2 separate regions of the Homo sapiens genome follow, and region 2 is linked to region 1. A link is an interaction called in ENCODE POLR2A ChIA-PET data of the cell type or tissue named here. Cell type or tissue: Panc1. All regions are shown on one strand. Each heading gives the region's core, and the rest is flanking DNA. Links, peaks and the distances in the headings are about the cores only.

The links. ChIA-PET counts read pairs that join two places held together with the same protein. Peaks named below come from ENCODE experiments on the same cell type or tissue, not always from the same donor. Only the 100,000 strongest peaks of a DNase experiment are listed, where the experiment ranks them.
Region 2: POLR2A ChIA-PET joins it to region 1 with 8 read pairs; 2 of 35 experiments call an interaction of 5 or more read pairs at or near these places.

What each region holds. Positions count from the first base shown.
Region 1 is chr12:54,019,962-54,027,646 of GRCh38, reverse strand. It overlaps a transcript of HOXC4 not described here, a transcript of HOXC5 not described here and a transcript of HOXC6 not described here. Among named protein-coding and RNA genes, the nearest start is that of HOXC6, 4.6 kb to the left of the region's middle. RefSeq lists enhancers at 5,709-5,918, 5,986-7,685. In Panc1, for the core only: CTCF peaks have their summits at 5,603 and 5,804; no DNase peak of the experiment used is centred there; H3K4me3 peaks cover 4,695 bases; H3K27ac peaks cover 5,000 bases.
Region 2 is chr12:53,573,110-53,580,794 of GRCh38, reverse strand. The region is part of intron 2 of ATF7-NPFF (ATF7-NPFF readthrough); the gene reads left to right. All of the region lies in intron 2 of ATF7 (activating transcription factor 7), which reads left to right. All of the region lies in intron 2 of LOC124902937 (a long non-coding RNA gene), which reads right to left. It also overlaps the pseudogene LOC100419830. Among named protein-coding and RNA genes, the nearest start is that of ATF7, 49 kb to the left of the region's middle. RefSeq lists an enhancer at 2,472-2,661 and a silencer at 3,162-3,241. In Panc1, for the core only: no CTCF peak of the experiment used is centred there; no DNase peak of the experiment used is centred there.

The sequences.
Region 1 (7,685 bases), core at 1,599-6,598:
AAAAAATGCAATAGAAAAAGGAGAAAAAGAAGTAAAATGTAGGGAGGTGGCACCGGAGGGGGAAAGACAGAGAGAAAGAGAGAGAGAGGAAGAACGAAAACTCTGAGAATCTTTCTAGAGACATCAACTCCTGTTTATGTTGGTGAGAATTTATTATTTGGAGCCAGTGAGGGCCTGTGGGGTAATTCACATAGGATCCAGCCAGAAAGAGAAGGCTGGTGGGGCTCTGATGGACAGTTAGCTTCCTGCAGGCTCAAGCCCCTGCCTTGGTCAGAAGCCCCCCTGCCCCCTCCAGACTCAGGGCACCGCCAGTGGAGGCGCCCCTGGACCTGAGCTATGAGGCTTGGAGACTTCAGAAAGGGGTTCTAAGGAGCTCTCACCCAAGTGCCAGTCACCCGTGGTGGGGATGGGCCTCTCAGCAACCTCAACGCCCATTTTATTCCCCCATCTTGGGGCTAAAAAAAGGGAAGAGACGGTTACGAAAAGGCAGCTGAATCCGAGGCTTGTGAGGGAGCCGCAGTAGGCGAACTGAAACAGCGGAAAGTGTGCAGATGGGGGTTTTCTCCTGATTAGTCCAAACTTAATTTGATATCGTGATATAGGCTGAAAATGCCTTGAGTTGACAAAGAAGGGTGGTGGGGAGTGTGCGGGGAGCAGAGAAAGCTCATATCCCCCCCCCCCCACCATTTTTGGGTGGGTTGGGGGGGGGGAAAGCTGGCTATAACAAGAACCCGGATGTCGCCGGATTTTATGATCTTTTCCTTCTGTGTAACAAAGCGGAGTAATCAATGGGTAGCAATAAAGCCATAAACGGGACTATGCTGAGAAAAAACTCGTTTATTCATCTTCTGTAACGTTAAGGTTTCCCTGGAGTGTCGCTAGGGGGGAAAAATAAAGTTTCGAACCCAAAAGCAGACAGTGTGCAGGAGCTGGTGGAGACAACATGTTAGTTAATACATGAACCTCGTTAGGGGGTTGAAGAGTCTTCCTGCCAGACAATTTGTGTTGGTTTTAGAAAATACAGCCCCAATCCTCCAGAAAGGACAGAAATTTGTCGGTATTTGGAAGGGAAGGGGAAAGACTCCTATAATTATAAAGGTTCCTCCTTCTAGATCACACTTTCTTCTCCCCAAGGAAATGAAGGGGAAAGGGTAGAGGAGGATTTTTAAATTAAGAAAAAAAATTTTAGATGAGTTATCTCATTTTTGGGGTGACTTGGCAGGTACACAAACATAGACACCAATGTGAGTTGCTTTTTGCCCTAGAATCCAGCTGTCCTCGAATTCATGGCATGCCTGAGCAGAGGTTTCCAACAGCTGGCTGAGGCTTCAGGCCCCCTGGAGGGCAAGAGGTGGGGGAGAGACAACAAGGCAGGAGTACTCTGGGGACTGAGCTAGGGAACAAGTCAGTGCACCCCTGGACACAAGTAGCCTCTCTCAGAGTTCCCAGCCTCCTTTCTGCCCTAAGGGTAGTGGTGTAACAAGTAGAAGAGGCCGGAAGAGAGAGTAACTCTGTCCCCCCCTCCAATTTCAGAGAGAGATTGCTAGAGGGATAAATCATGTCAGTGATATTTCCTTCAAGATATTAAATTGTTGCAATGTACAACAAATTGAATGATGGAAGATAGGATGTCTTAATGAGGTTTCACTTTCAATGAGTGTTGATTTTCTATGTATTTAAAAATCTCTTTTATGTCTGGGTGGGGGAGGGAAGGACCTTGGAAGAAAGAAGGGGCTTCTGGGGCAGCATGGACTACAGCCCCCAGCAAGGATGCCTAGGTTTCCTTGAGCCCCTCCTCAACCATGTCTGGAGAGGAAAGGGGCCCCAAAGTTGGGGAGATTCTCTATTGGGGCCTAAAGTCGGTGGGCTCAGGGAGGTTGGCGACCTGAGAGGCAGAATGTGAGCCTCAGCCCCAGAAAGTTAAGTGTTTTATGACGTCCCTAAACAGAGGGCAGAGACTGAAAGGTCTCGCCGATTTATAATGAACAGAAACCAGCTGCTGGGTGAAAAAGGCAGAAATGCTGGAAGGGGGAGAGAAGGGGAAACAGAAATACAAATAAATTCCTCCACTGCTTAAAGACCTTTGGCAAAATTAATTTTCAACACCTCCCCCCCCCCCAATTACCTTTCATTCCTGAGGAAAGAAGAAGCCCTCTTCTTTCTCTTAGATCTTTAATTATGCAGCTGAAATTTGCTGAAAGGATTCGCTCCAAGGGGGGAGAGCAGGTCAGATGAGCCCGATCTTCCCTACATTGGATTATATTTTCTTTTTCCCATTTCATGTTAATTTTATTTTTTTGGCAAAAGAATGGCTGTCTATAGGGGGAAAGCTGGGACTTAGATTTTTCTAAATATATTTATATTTTCCTGTTAAATTTGTCTGAAAACAATTATGGAAACTCATCAGCAGAAGCAAGAACAGATGTTTTATTAAAACTGCAGTTGTGCTCTGTAAATATGCACAAGTCTTGGGAAGGAGGGGAGAGAACTTGTTCTTTGTTTCTATAAAACGAGCCTAAAGAAATCAGAGAACACTACCCCCCAACCCCATCAGGCTTGCAGGTCTCCTTGCTACTGCTCTGGCCCCTTAGCCTCCCAAATCAGGCATTCGGAAGGGGCTTGGTGTCAAGAGCAGATTTTCACTTTCAGAGAAGCTTTAATTAGTGGATTCAAAAACAGAATTCAAAAAACACAGAAAAAGAATACAAGGGAAAAATTGCCACTTGCTTCTCCAGTCCTCTCCAATGCAAAACACATGCTTTTGATAGCGCTAATTATAGGAGAGAAATTTACTGCCTGCGCCTTGGACCTGAGTGGGGTGCAGTCACTGGCCTGGAGTCCCCAAGGATAAGGGTGGCATTGCAGCCTGGGCACTTGGGGATTTCCCTAGGCAAGTTAAATGCTACCACTCCAGCCTTACTCCCCTTTAGGCCAGGGAAAGGCTGGGGGCATGTGAGCTCTGAACTGGGGAAAGGGTGGGTGGGACTGGACCCAGCCTGAAGAAGTTCGTGGGCAGGCCTCACCTTGCTGGCCTTTGCTTTCCACTCAGCTCTGGGAAATATATTAATTTCCTGGGGAGGGATATTTGAAGTGAGAGGGATGAGATCTGGAATTTTTATTTGGGGACAATATTTTCCAGAGGTCCTCCTTAGTTGTGTTCTCCCTGTCTCCTCTCTCTCCCCAGATCCCCTAACTCTGCGCGGATGTTTGTAACTCACCAACCCTCGCACACAGATACACATACTCCATTCCTGACTGCCGCGCTGCAACTACAGCTCGGTGCCTCCTGAGGCTGCTCGGGGACCCAAGCACTGGAGCCTCAGGACTCAGTGCTCAGCCTCAGCGCCTGGCCTGGGTGCTCAGCTGCCTGGACGCGACCGCAGCTGCCCGACCCTGCCCCCACCACCCCCAAGTCTCACTTTTCTGAGCAAGAGAAGAACGGTTGCCCCGCTGGCCCCTTTTGTGCCACTGGGCGAGGGCTAAAATCCCTCTTACGGAGAAAGCCGAGTTTCAGTAATTGCTCAGCTCCCCTCATAATCACACTATTTGGTTAAGGCTTTGCTGTTCTGGAGCGACTGCTCAGTTGGCCCGATTGGTCTATGATTAGACTTTTTTATTTAGAAATTAAAAAATAAATTCTACTCCAAATGCCTGGTGTTTTGTGTATAAATAAGCTCCTTTGATCTCCATGGAACTCCTAGTCAAAGGATCAGATCGCAAAGAGCCTCCTGGTCTGCCAGAGAACCTGAATGCAGGGAATGCTGTTTGGGAACACCAAAGCATGGCTCACCTAAGGGGCTTCCAGTTTCCCATAGATATGATGGGGGAAGCTGTCTGAGCACATACCTGCCCCCGCTACACACACCGCATTCCAAAAAGGTACACTCCTCCTTTCAAAGTTTAGGCATGGAGAGAAGTGAAATTTGACACACCTAACACAGAAATGGATATCATTTGGGGGTGCTAATATTTTGGGGACAGGGCCCGGGCTGACCAGTTGAAGGGAGCTGGGGATCAGCAGGGAGGGGGAAAGGAGGAAGAGGGCAGATTGGGCATGTTAAGCTGCTGAGAACTGCCCCCAAACACCTCCAAGGCCTGCGCTGGTGATTCCTCTTTTGAGCTAAGAGGTTGAGAGGCTACCCGAGCTGCTTTTGCTTTATTACAATTAAACGGAGAAGAAAGGTATATGGAAGGGCTCTGCTAACTCATGTCACATTTCCTCTCCTCCCTCTCTCTTTCCAGATTTCTGCCTGACCTTTCCTTACCAGCACTTCACTTATTGCTGCTACCATCAGCAGATACAAACTCTCACATTGGCATTTGTTTGGCTTCTCAATTCACTTCTCTGACTTAAGGTTAAAACGTAAAATAGGTCCCAAACATCTCTACCCCATCACGCTCAGCCCTGAGCCCCCTTCCAGCTCCATCTGGAAAAAATCATTTCTGGCTTTTTGGGGGCTGGTGCCCAAGCCTCCCACCTCTATTCCAAGCAGCTGAGTATTAGCTGAGGAGGGGGCTTGGGGAGAGCCTGGGGACACAGCTCTCTGTGATCTGGGAATGGGGAGAGAGCTTAGATGCCTAGGGACACTTGAGGGGGGCAAAGCAAGTGGCCCTGCTTGGCCCAGGAGAAAAATTAAAATGCAGAATATCCAGAATATTTTCAGCCCCCAGAATAGGGCCTCAAGAGGATGTCACATGAGGAAGAAGCCGCAATAGGGGGTGTGCTGCTCTGCACTGGGTCAAAGGATCCCCAGCCTCCTGGCTTCTTCTATACCCCTCCACATGAAGCACTGCTTGGACCCATTTGAGAGGTTCATGAGAATTATAAAATTCAAGAACTCGGTATTATGACATCACAGTGAGTTGTCATATAGAAATTGTAAATGTCCTACCAGTTATACATGGCAGGAGTTTTGTGTGTGGGTTCCTGCCCTCCTTTCATGTTTTTTCCTTTCCCCCTCTTTCTCCCCCTGGTCTAACCTCTCCTGCTTGAAAATAAAATGTTGTTATGTTCTGGAACAATATGCCAACAATAAAACAGCATCCTCATTTCCCTATAAATAATTTTATCCTTTATTGTTTGCAGATCTGAAAGAACCATTTAATCTGTGCTGGCAAAAAGAGAGAGAGAGAGACTGGGAGGGGAAAATTAATTTCAGAAATGAGAATATTACTTACTTCAATGATACTCTTTTAAATTTAATAGCTAGCAGCAAAATTAAAGGCCAAAAGCCAACTATCTGACTCTACACCTGGCAGGATTGGAGACATATAGGATCTTTAGCAAAGGGGCAATTTAATTTTGTAGGATTTGCTTAAATTCACTGCAATTTTGGGGGGCTGAGGAGAGGGAGTGTGGGAGAAGAATGACATGCTATATCTAGCTTTATGAATCCACCAACATTACCCTGATTTAAAACCCAACAACCTGTGTCTCAGGGAAACTCCTGCAGAAAGGAGTGGGGTAGTGGGGGACTGGGTTGATGGGGGTGGGCTCAACTTTCTCAATGAGTGTGGCCCCCTTAACCAAGTGGTCACCAGGGGAAGGAAGAAAAGCCTAGGCAAGGGAAGGGCTGCTCAGAAGTCTGTCCACCACAGGGACACCCAGAGGTTTATGGTGTCCCCATAATTCCCCTGACCCTATAAACAGCTGCCCTGTTTTAAGACTATTTCTGCTTCCTCCCCTCCGAAAGGGAGAATGCAGGAGCTTGTGAGGGCAGGAGGGGGTTGCTGGAAAGGGGAGGGAGTCCGGGGATAGCACAGCACTTTGTTCTCCTGGGCGAGTTCGCTGGTTTGGCGGGTTTCTGACGCAGGGTGGCAGCAGACAAAACAAGTAAACAACTCACAGACACAATAAACAGGAGCGGCTGCGGCGCCGTGGCAGAGGCCGTGGGCTGGGCGAGGGGCACAATCCTGGAGTAATGTCACCCCAGTGCCTGGGGTGACCAAGGCCCAGAAAGCCTAAGGCTGCCCTCCTTGAAGGGCGGGAGGAAGGTGGAAGAAAGCTGCACACCTCTTGGTGCAGCCTGTCTGGACAAGAGTCTTGGGAGGAACCCGATCACCTAGAGAGAGTAGCGGAAAACCCCTCCAGCCCCGCTCTGGTCCCTGCTTTCTTTTATGGGGTTTTCCACTGACATTGATATTTCCCCTCTGCTCTGTCTTTTTGTGTCTCTGGAAGGGAAAAAGGCTGGGAAAGGAGGCCCATCAATTCTCAGCCTTGGTAGCCCATACTCAGTGCTCCAGGCCACAGGCAGCGGGTCCAGCGTCCTCTCCCGTGCTGCCCGGACCAGCCGTCTCCCTGACCAGGTCTTGTCCTGGCTCAGATAGCGACGAGGATTAAAACGCAGTTCATCCAGTAACCAGATCTGGGTATTTGGGGGACCTTAGAGAACTCCCAATCTGCCGCCACGGATGCAGGCAAATCGGGCTGGGGCGGGGTGAGCGGCCGGCTGGGGCAAGCAGGGGGAGAAACAGATATTCACTGCATCCCTACCCCTTTTGGCTTGCCTTTTCCACAAGCTTCTCCAAGCACCCTGGCCAGCAGCTGCCCCAGATCACTGTCCAGAGGCCACCTTATTAACCACTCTGATCCCTTCATCGCTCCAGTGAGGCTTCCAGCGCCAGGGCCCTGACTACTCCGAACTGCTTGCAGCCCCACCATGCCCGTGAAAAGAATCCCGCAGAACTCAATTTCAAGACAACTGGTCTCCCTTGTAAAATAATTTCTAAGTTGGGAGAGTTTGCCAGGAGGTGTGGAGAGAAAGCAGAAGGGATTTAGTATTTCCCCAGTCCAGCTGCTTGGGCAACAAAAGCAATAAGGTCTGAGAAAGCCTTTATGGCATCCATTGGTTACTGGAACCCGCATACTCCGATTCCAGTGAGCACATATTTCCAGCAGAGCATGCACAGAGGGCCTGCTCAGTGCACCCGGTGCCTCCATGAGCCCACTCTCATCTAGTGAGGACTAACAAAATTTTGCATGAACATAAAATGGTGTTTGAGCGAATATAGGCATGGTAATATACAATTAACCACCAAGGAAATATGAGTCTGTATATATTCATGCATAAGCCTGAGTCTGTATATTTAAGCCTGTATATAATAAATATATAACACTCCCAAGCCTGGTTTCAGAACACAGCCAACCCAACAAGGTCGCCTTCTCCAAACAAGGTCGCATTCTGTCGGGATCACAACTGTCAGACCAGGGTGAGAAAGGGTTTGCTCTGCCCAATTCTCCTTAGCTAGGAACCAGCACATGAAATACAGCGGATGGCAGGGCTGACAAAGCCCCTTATAAGGGGGGCAGGCAAGCCTAAGGGTGCCCAAAGAGTGGGCTCAGAGGGGGAGGCTCCAAGGAATGTTGCCAGGCCCTGACCCACAGATTCAGTGTCTCTGCCCCGGGTGTGCAGAGTCCTTGAGCCAGATTCTATTCTCAGCCACCCTGGCTATTATTAGATAATCACAGAAGGGCTCTCCTGCAGGAAGGACCACGTCAGCAGGGAATGTGGCCTGCAAGGAGGCTTAGAGTTGCCACTGGTGGGTCCTCTTGTGCTTCTGTTTGAATGCCAGAGAGGGAGAGAAAGAAGGAGAAGGGAAAGAAAATCGAAAGTAACTGGGAAGCAGAGAGTTGGTGTTGGAGTCCACTGGGGTCCAGTTTATCCCCTGGCCAGAGTGGAAAATGA
Region 2 (7,685 bases), core at 1,747-6,746, 450 kb after region 1:
ACCATTTTATCATTATGCAATGCTCGTCTTTATTCCTGATATCTTTCTTTCTAAAATTAATATAGCTATTCTCACCTTTTTTGGATTAGGGTATATCTTTATCTTTTTACTTTTTTTTTTTTTTTTTTTTTGAGATGGAGTCTCGCTCTGTCACCCAGGCTAGAGTTCAGTGGCGTGATCTCCGCTCACTGCAAGCTCCACCTCCCGGGTTCACACCATTCTCCTGCCTCAGCCTTCTGAGTAGCTGGGACTACAGGCACCCGCCACCACGCCCAGCTAATTTTTTGTATTTTTAGTAGAGATGGGGTTTCACTGTGTTAGCCAGGATGGTCTCGATCTCCTGACCTTGTGATCTACCCGCCTTGGCCTCCCAAAGTGCTGGGATTACAGGCGTGAGCCACCGCACCCGGCCTATCTTTTTACTTTTAATCTATATGTTTATTTGTATTAAAGGGGTTTTCTCATATACAACATACAGTTAGGTCTTGTTTTTTGATTGACTCTGACATTGTCTCTTTTTTTTTTTTGGCAGTAATTTTGTTTTATTAGATAAAAGGTTTGTGAGGCCGGGTGTGGTAGCTCACGCCTGTAATTCCAGCACTTTGGGAGGCCAAGGCAGGTGGATCACCTGAGGTCAGGAGTTTGAGACCAGCTTGGCCAACATGGTGAAACCTCGTCTCTACTAAAAATACAAAAATTAGCCAGGTGTGGCAGTGTGCGCTTGTAGTCTCAACTACTCAAGAGGCTGAGGCAGGAGGATCGCTTGAACCTAGGAGGTGGAGGTGGCAGTGAACTGAGATCGTGCCACTCCAGCCTGGCCGACAGAGTGAGACTCCGTCTCAAAAAAAAAGATAAAGGGTTTGTGAGAGTAGAAGGAAATATTTAAGGTTTCCTCCTACTGTCCAAGGCTAGTCAAGTGTAAACAGAAAAAACCCCGTTGGGCTGTGCTGAGGCATTGCGCACAATTTGTCATGTGCATCTCAGTGCTGACCAAAACATACATGCTGGCAGGCTTCACAAGCAAGAGAAGTGCCTCTGAGTGTTTCCTCAGGACAGGACCTTTCTATTGAAGATCCTGCAGAGGGAGAAAGTTCAGAGTTCATGCCAAACCTGCAGACTGCTTTGTCATAATTCCCCAGGATCCAGGCACAGATAGTTCCCTAAAGACACTACCATAGAGACAGTGACCATCTCTTCCTCAAACACAATTACGCACACTCCACGCTTTTTTTTTTTTTTTTTTGAGACGGAGTTTCGCACTGTCTCCCAGGGTGGAGTGCAGTGGCACGATCTCAGCTCACAGCAGCCTCTGCCTCCTGGGTTCAAGCAATTCTCCTGCTTCAGCCTCCTGAGTAGCTGGGATTACAGGTGTATACCACCATGCCCGGCTAATTTTTGTATTTTTAGTAGAGATGGCATTTCACTATTTTGATGGCATTTCACTATTTTGGCCAGGCTGGTCTTGAACTCCTGACCTTGTGAACTGCCCGCCTTGGCCTCCCAAAGTGCTGGGATTGCAGGCGTGAGCCACTGCACCCGGCCCTTTTTTTTAAGATGGAGTCTTGCTCTGTCTCCCAGGCTGGAGTGCAGCGGCACCATCTCAGCTCACTGTAACCTCTGCCTCCCAGGTTCAAGTGATTCTTGTGCCTCAGCCTCCCAAGTAGCAGGGACTACAGGTACCACCATGCCTGACTAATTTTTTTTGTATTTTTTTAGTAGAGACAGGGTTTCTCTCTGTTGGCCAGGCTGGTCTCGAATTCCTGACCTCAGGTGATCTGCCTGCCTCAGGCTCCCAAAGTGCTGTTGTGTGTGAGGCACCACATCTGGCATCCACACTGTTTTCCTACCTAGAAACCACCAGGTGCCTTCGTAAGCTCCCATGCTTGGTTGCAGATCTCAATACACAGCACGGGCAGAAGCCAACAGCAACCTCCAACGGCAAGGATCCCAGTGTGCTTGGAGCTGGAGAGGGCTGATTCGAATCCCAGATATTTTTTTTTTTTTTTTTTTTGAGACAGCATCTCACTGTGTCACGTAGGCTGGGGTGCAGTGGCAAGGTTGTAGCTCACTACAGCCTCAACATCCCTGGCTCCAGCAATCCTCCCATCTCAGCCACTGGAGTAGCTGGAACAGCAGATAAGCACCACCATGCCCAGCTAATTTATTTTTATTTTTGTTAGAAATAGGGTCTGCTGATATTGCCCAGGCTGATCTCAAACTCCCGGGCTAAAGCAGTCCTCCCGCCTCAGCCTCCCAGAGTGTTGGGATTACAGGCATGAGCCACCGTGCCTAGCTCATTTTCCTTCTCTCTAAAGAACTTCTTTTAAGATTTCTGGCAAGGCAAGTCTGTGGGCAACAATTTCTCCGTATTTTGGTTTGCTTGAGAAAGTCTTTATTTTTCCTTCACTTTTTTTTTTTTTTTTTTTTGAGAGAAGATCTCACTGTGTTGCCCAGGCTAGAGTGCAGTGGTGTGATCTCAGCTCACCTCAACCTCCTGGGCTTAAGCGATCCTCCCACCTCAGCCTCCCAAATAGCTAGGACTATAGGTACACGCCAGGACACTTGGCTAATTTTGTTTATTTTTCATTGAGATGAGATCTCACTGTGTTGCCCAGGCTAGTCTCAAACTCCTGGACACAAGCAATCCATCTGCCGTGCTGGGATTATAGACGTGAGCCACACCACATGTGGCCTTTCTTCTGAAGAATTGTGCAGGATACAGAATTCTAGGCTGATAGGGTTTTCTCTCTTTGACTGTACTCTCTGCTTGCATGGTTTCTGAGAGGTTAGATGTAATTCTTGTTTTTGCTCCTCTGTAGGTAAGGTGATTTTCCCTCTGCCTTCTTTCAAGATGTTTCTCTTTCTCTTTGATTTTCTGAAGTTTGGATATGATATATCTAGGTGTAGTTTTTTGTTTGTTTGTTTGTTTGTCATTTAGCCTGCTTATTGTTCTTATGGTGTGGTGTCTGACATTGATTTGGGGGGACATTTTTAGTTATCGCTTTAGTTATTGTTTAGCAATACCAAATATTGTGTGTGTTTCTTTCTTTCTTTCTTTCTTTCTTTTTTTTTTTTTTCAGAGACGGAGTCTCGCTCTTTCTCCCAGGCCGGACTGCAGTGGCGCTATCTCGGCTCACTGCAAGCTCCGCCTCCCGGGTTCACGCCATTCTTCTGCCTCAGCCTCCCGAGTAGCTGGGATTACAGGCGCCCGCCACTGCGCCCAGCTAATTTTTTCTATTTTTAGTAGAGACGGGGTTTCACTGTGTTAGCCAAGATGGTCTCGATCTCCTGACCTCGTGATCCACCCGCCTCGGCCTCCCAAAGTGCTGGGATTACAGGAATGAGCCACCGCGCCCGGCCGTGTGTGTTTCTTTCTTTCTCCTATTATGCACATATTATACCTTTTGTATTTGTCCCACAGTTCTTGGATATTTTGTTGTTGTTATTTTTTTTTTAGTTCTTCTTTTCTTAGCTTTCCAGTTTTGGAAGTTTCTATTGTCATATCCTCAAGTTCAGAGATTCTTTGTTTTTAGAGACAGTGTCTTACTATGTCACTATGTTGCCTAGGCTGGTCTCAAACTCGTGGGCTCAAGTCATCCTCCAATTTCAGCCTCCCAAGTAGCCGGAACTACAGACACATGCAACCATGCCCAGCTCAAGTTCAAAGATTCTTTGCTCAGCTATGTCCAGTCTACTACTGAGCCCATCATAGGCATTCTTCATTTCTTTTTTGTTTTTTGAGACAGATTCTCTCTTGGTCACCCAGGCTGGATTGCAGTGGCACGATCTCAGGTCCCTGCAACCTCCACCTCCTGGGTTTAAGCAATTCTCATGCCTCAGCCTCCTGAGTAGTTGGGACTACAGTCTTGCGCAACCATGCCCGACTAACTTTTGTATTTTTAGTAGAGACGGGGGTTTCACCATGTTGGCCAGGCTGGTCTTTAACTCCTGACCTCAAGTGATTCACCCACCTCAGCCTCCCAAAATGCCGGGGTTACAGTCATGAGCCACCGTGCCTGGTCGGGATTCTTCATTTCTGTTACAGTGTTTTTTATCTGTAGCGTTTCTTGTTTGTTTGTTTGTTTGTTTGTTTTATAAAGAACAGAAATTTATTTTCTCACAGTTGTGGAAGCTAGGAAGTTCAAGATCAAGGTGCCAGCAGATTTGGTTATCTCACAAGGGCTGCTCTCTGCTTCCAACATGGTATCTTGACATAGCATCCTCCAGAGGAGAGGAGCTCTGTGTCCTCACATGGCAGTTGGAGGACAGGGTAAAGTGATGCCAAATCTTTTGCCAAATCCTTTTATAAGGGTACCTAATGCCATTCATGAAGGCTCCATCCTCATGACTTAACCACATCCTAAACATTCTCTTAATAATGTTACATTGGTGATTAGGTTTCAACATGAATTTTGCAAGGGACAACATTGTTCAAACCATAGCACTAAGGAAGGTTGGGAGAGCTGCCAGAGGGAAGAACAGAGGGAGGGAAGGTTTGGTGGAGGGGTCCTAGACTGCTGTGCCGTCTAAGGAGGTTGGTGAGGCTCTCAGTGCCTCTTTTCTCAGAATCTCTGGGAATAACTTGGGCCAAGTTCAGGTTCTTTTAGCCCTCTGGATCCCTTCTGCCTTCGTGATATATCCATAAACAAGTTGCACAGTCTTGGCTACAGCTTTTTAAAGAAGCAGAGTTACTTCCCTGGGTGTGTCCTCTGGTGTCTGGTAAGAGATGTCTTCAAGCTGAAGTCTTGCCCATACTCCCTGCACAACAAAGCCTTCTCCCCTGAGTGTGCCTTCCAGTGTTTATCATAGGATGATTTATACCTAATCCTTTGTCCACAACTCCTGGCATCTATAAGGCTTCTCTGCCAAGTGTGTTCTCTCATGCACAGTTGACTTTTGGGTAAAGTCTTACCTACACTCCTTGCATACAAAAGACTTCTTCCCTGAGTGGGTTTTCTGATATGCAGTGAGAATTGCCTTCTATAAGAAGTCTTACCCACACTCCTTTCACAAGAAAGCCTTCTTCCCTGAGTGTGTCCTCTGGTATGTGAAGTGTGACTTATTTCTAAAGCCCCGCCCTCACTTATTGCACACATAGGACTTCCCTCCTGCATGTATATTCTGGTGCAAGAGTAATGCTGACTCATCACTCCCTGCATATGAAAAACTAATGCTTGGAGTGTGCTTTTTTGTGTATGAGTAGATTTTTTTTTTTTTTTTGGAGACTGCATCTCGCTGTTGCCCAGGCTGGAGTGCAGTGGTGCCATCTTGGCTCACTGCAACCTCCACCTCACAGGTTCAAGTGATTCTTCTGCCTTGGCCTCCTGAGTAGCTGGGATTACAGGCGTGTACCACCAAACCAGCTAATTTTTTTTTTTTTTTTTTTTAAGACAGAGTTTTGCTCTTGTTGCCCAGGCTGGAGTGCAATGGCACAATCTCGGCTCACCGCAGCCTCCGCCTCCTGGGTTCAAGCGATTCTCCTGCCTCAGCCTCCCCAGCAGCTGGGATTACAGGCGTGCACCACCACACCCTACTAATTTTGTATTTTTAGTAGAGACAGGGTTTCTCCATGTTGGTCAGGCTGGTCTCGAACTCTCAACCTCAGGTGATCCGCCTGCCTCGGCCTCCCAAAGTGCTGGGATTACAGGCATGAGCCACCACACCCAGCCTAGTTTTTGTATTTTTAGTAGAGATGGGGTTTCACCATGTTGGTCAGGCTGGTGTTGAACTCCTGACCTCAGGTTATCCACCCGCCTCGGCCTCCCAAAGTGCTGGGATTACAGGCATGAGCCACCACGCCCAGCCAAGTAGCTTTCTTTTCTTTAATTTTTTTTTTTTTTTGGCTTAAGCTCAATGGCAAGAAAGAGTAACTTTATTTTCTGACTAAAGTCTTGCTCACCCTCTGCACACTTGAATGCTCCCCATCTTGAATTTACTATTTCTTTTAATATATGTCTATTTCTTTAGGATTTCCCATTTGGGCCTGGCTAGGCTCTTTTTTCACCACTGAAGCTTACTGGTTATAAGCTTCCCCTTGAGCTTACTTATTGTCTTAGGAGACAACCCTTGAAGTCTGCCTGTCTCTTATAAACCAGGATTTAGTGCTTTTTTCTGTCTCTTGACCTTCTGCTGTATCACTCTGGCTGCTTTGATGAGAATATTGTTGCTACTGTGATCCTGGGCCACAGGGCCTTTTCTGCATATAAGCCAGGAGACCTCTGAGCAGCACGGCTATGTGGCATGTATTTGCTGAGGAAGTGTTGACTGGAAAAGACCAGTGGGCAGTAGGGACAGAGTTGGATTTCTGGCTTTGATCTTGCTCTCTCCTGGCTCTCTGGGGTCCTAGGACATTGTCCTGCTCACCATGGAGAAAGAAAGCCTGTGGAAAGCTGATGTTTACCAGTTTATTATAAAGGATATTATGAAGGATACGGATGAAAACCAGATAAGGAGATGCATTGGTGGGAAGGGGTGCAATGCTTCCATGCCCTTCCTGGGCCTGTCACACTCCTGCACCTCCATGTGTTCAGGAGCCTAAAAGTTTCTCTTTTTTATTCTTTCTTAGAATTTTCATCTCTCTTCTTATATTATCCATCTGTTCTTACATGTTGTTGTGTTAATCATAGTGTTTTGGAATTCCTGGACTGTTAATTCTGACAGTTCTGTCATATCTCACTGGTTCTGGTGCTTATTCAGTTTCTTCAGAGTGTATTTTTGCCTTTTAATATGACTTACAATTTTCTGTTGAAAGGTGGACATGATATACTGGGTAAAAGGAATTGGTAAATACGTCCCTAGTAAAGTTGTGATGAGGTATGACAGGGAGGGGAACTGGAAGTGTTCTACTGTCGTATGATTAGGTCTCAATATTTTGGTGAGCCTATGCCCTGGACTATAAACTTCACCAGTGCTTCTCAGTTTTGTTTTCTTTTCCCCACTTGGATGGGACAGGATGGCTAGACGGGGGTAGAATTGGGTATTACCCTTCTCCCAGGTTAGTTAGTCTATGATAAAACCGCAGCAGGTTAGGCTCTGGTAAAGTATTTTCTCCTGAGGGCAGGCCTTGTAAAGAAGAACAGAATGCTCTGGGGTATTTCAAAATGGTTCCAGTAGTCCCCCCTTATTCACAAGGATACATTCCAAGATTCCCAGTGGAGGCATGAAACCAGATAGTACCAAACCCTATATACAGTCAGCCCTCTGTATCCATGGGTTTCTCATCCATGGATTAAAACAATCATAGGTAAAAAATACTCAGAAAAAAAAAATTCCGCAGAATTCAAAAAGGCAAAACTTAAATTTGCTGCCTGCCAAGCACTACATTGAATCCACACGAATGAAGTGATATGTAGGCATTGTATTAGGTATTATAATAATCTAGAGATGATTTAAAGTATATAGGAGGATATGCACATTTTATATGCAAATACTACACCATTTTATATCAGGGACTTGAGTATCTGTGGATTTTGGTATCCTCATGGGTCTTGAAACCAGTCCCCCATGGATATGGAGGGATGACCATACTATGTTTCCCTATATGTACATACCTATGAAAAAGTTTAATTTATAAATTCAGCACAGTAAGAGATTAACAACTAATAATAAAATAGAACAGTTATAAAAATATACTGTAATAAAAGTTATATAAATGTGTTCTCTCTCTCAAAATATCTTATTGTACT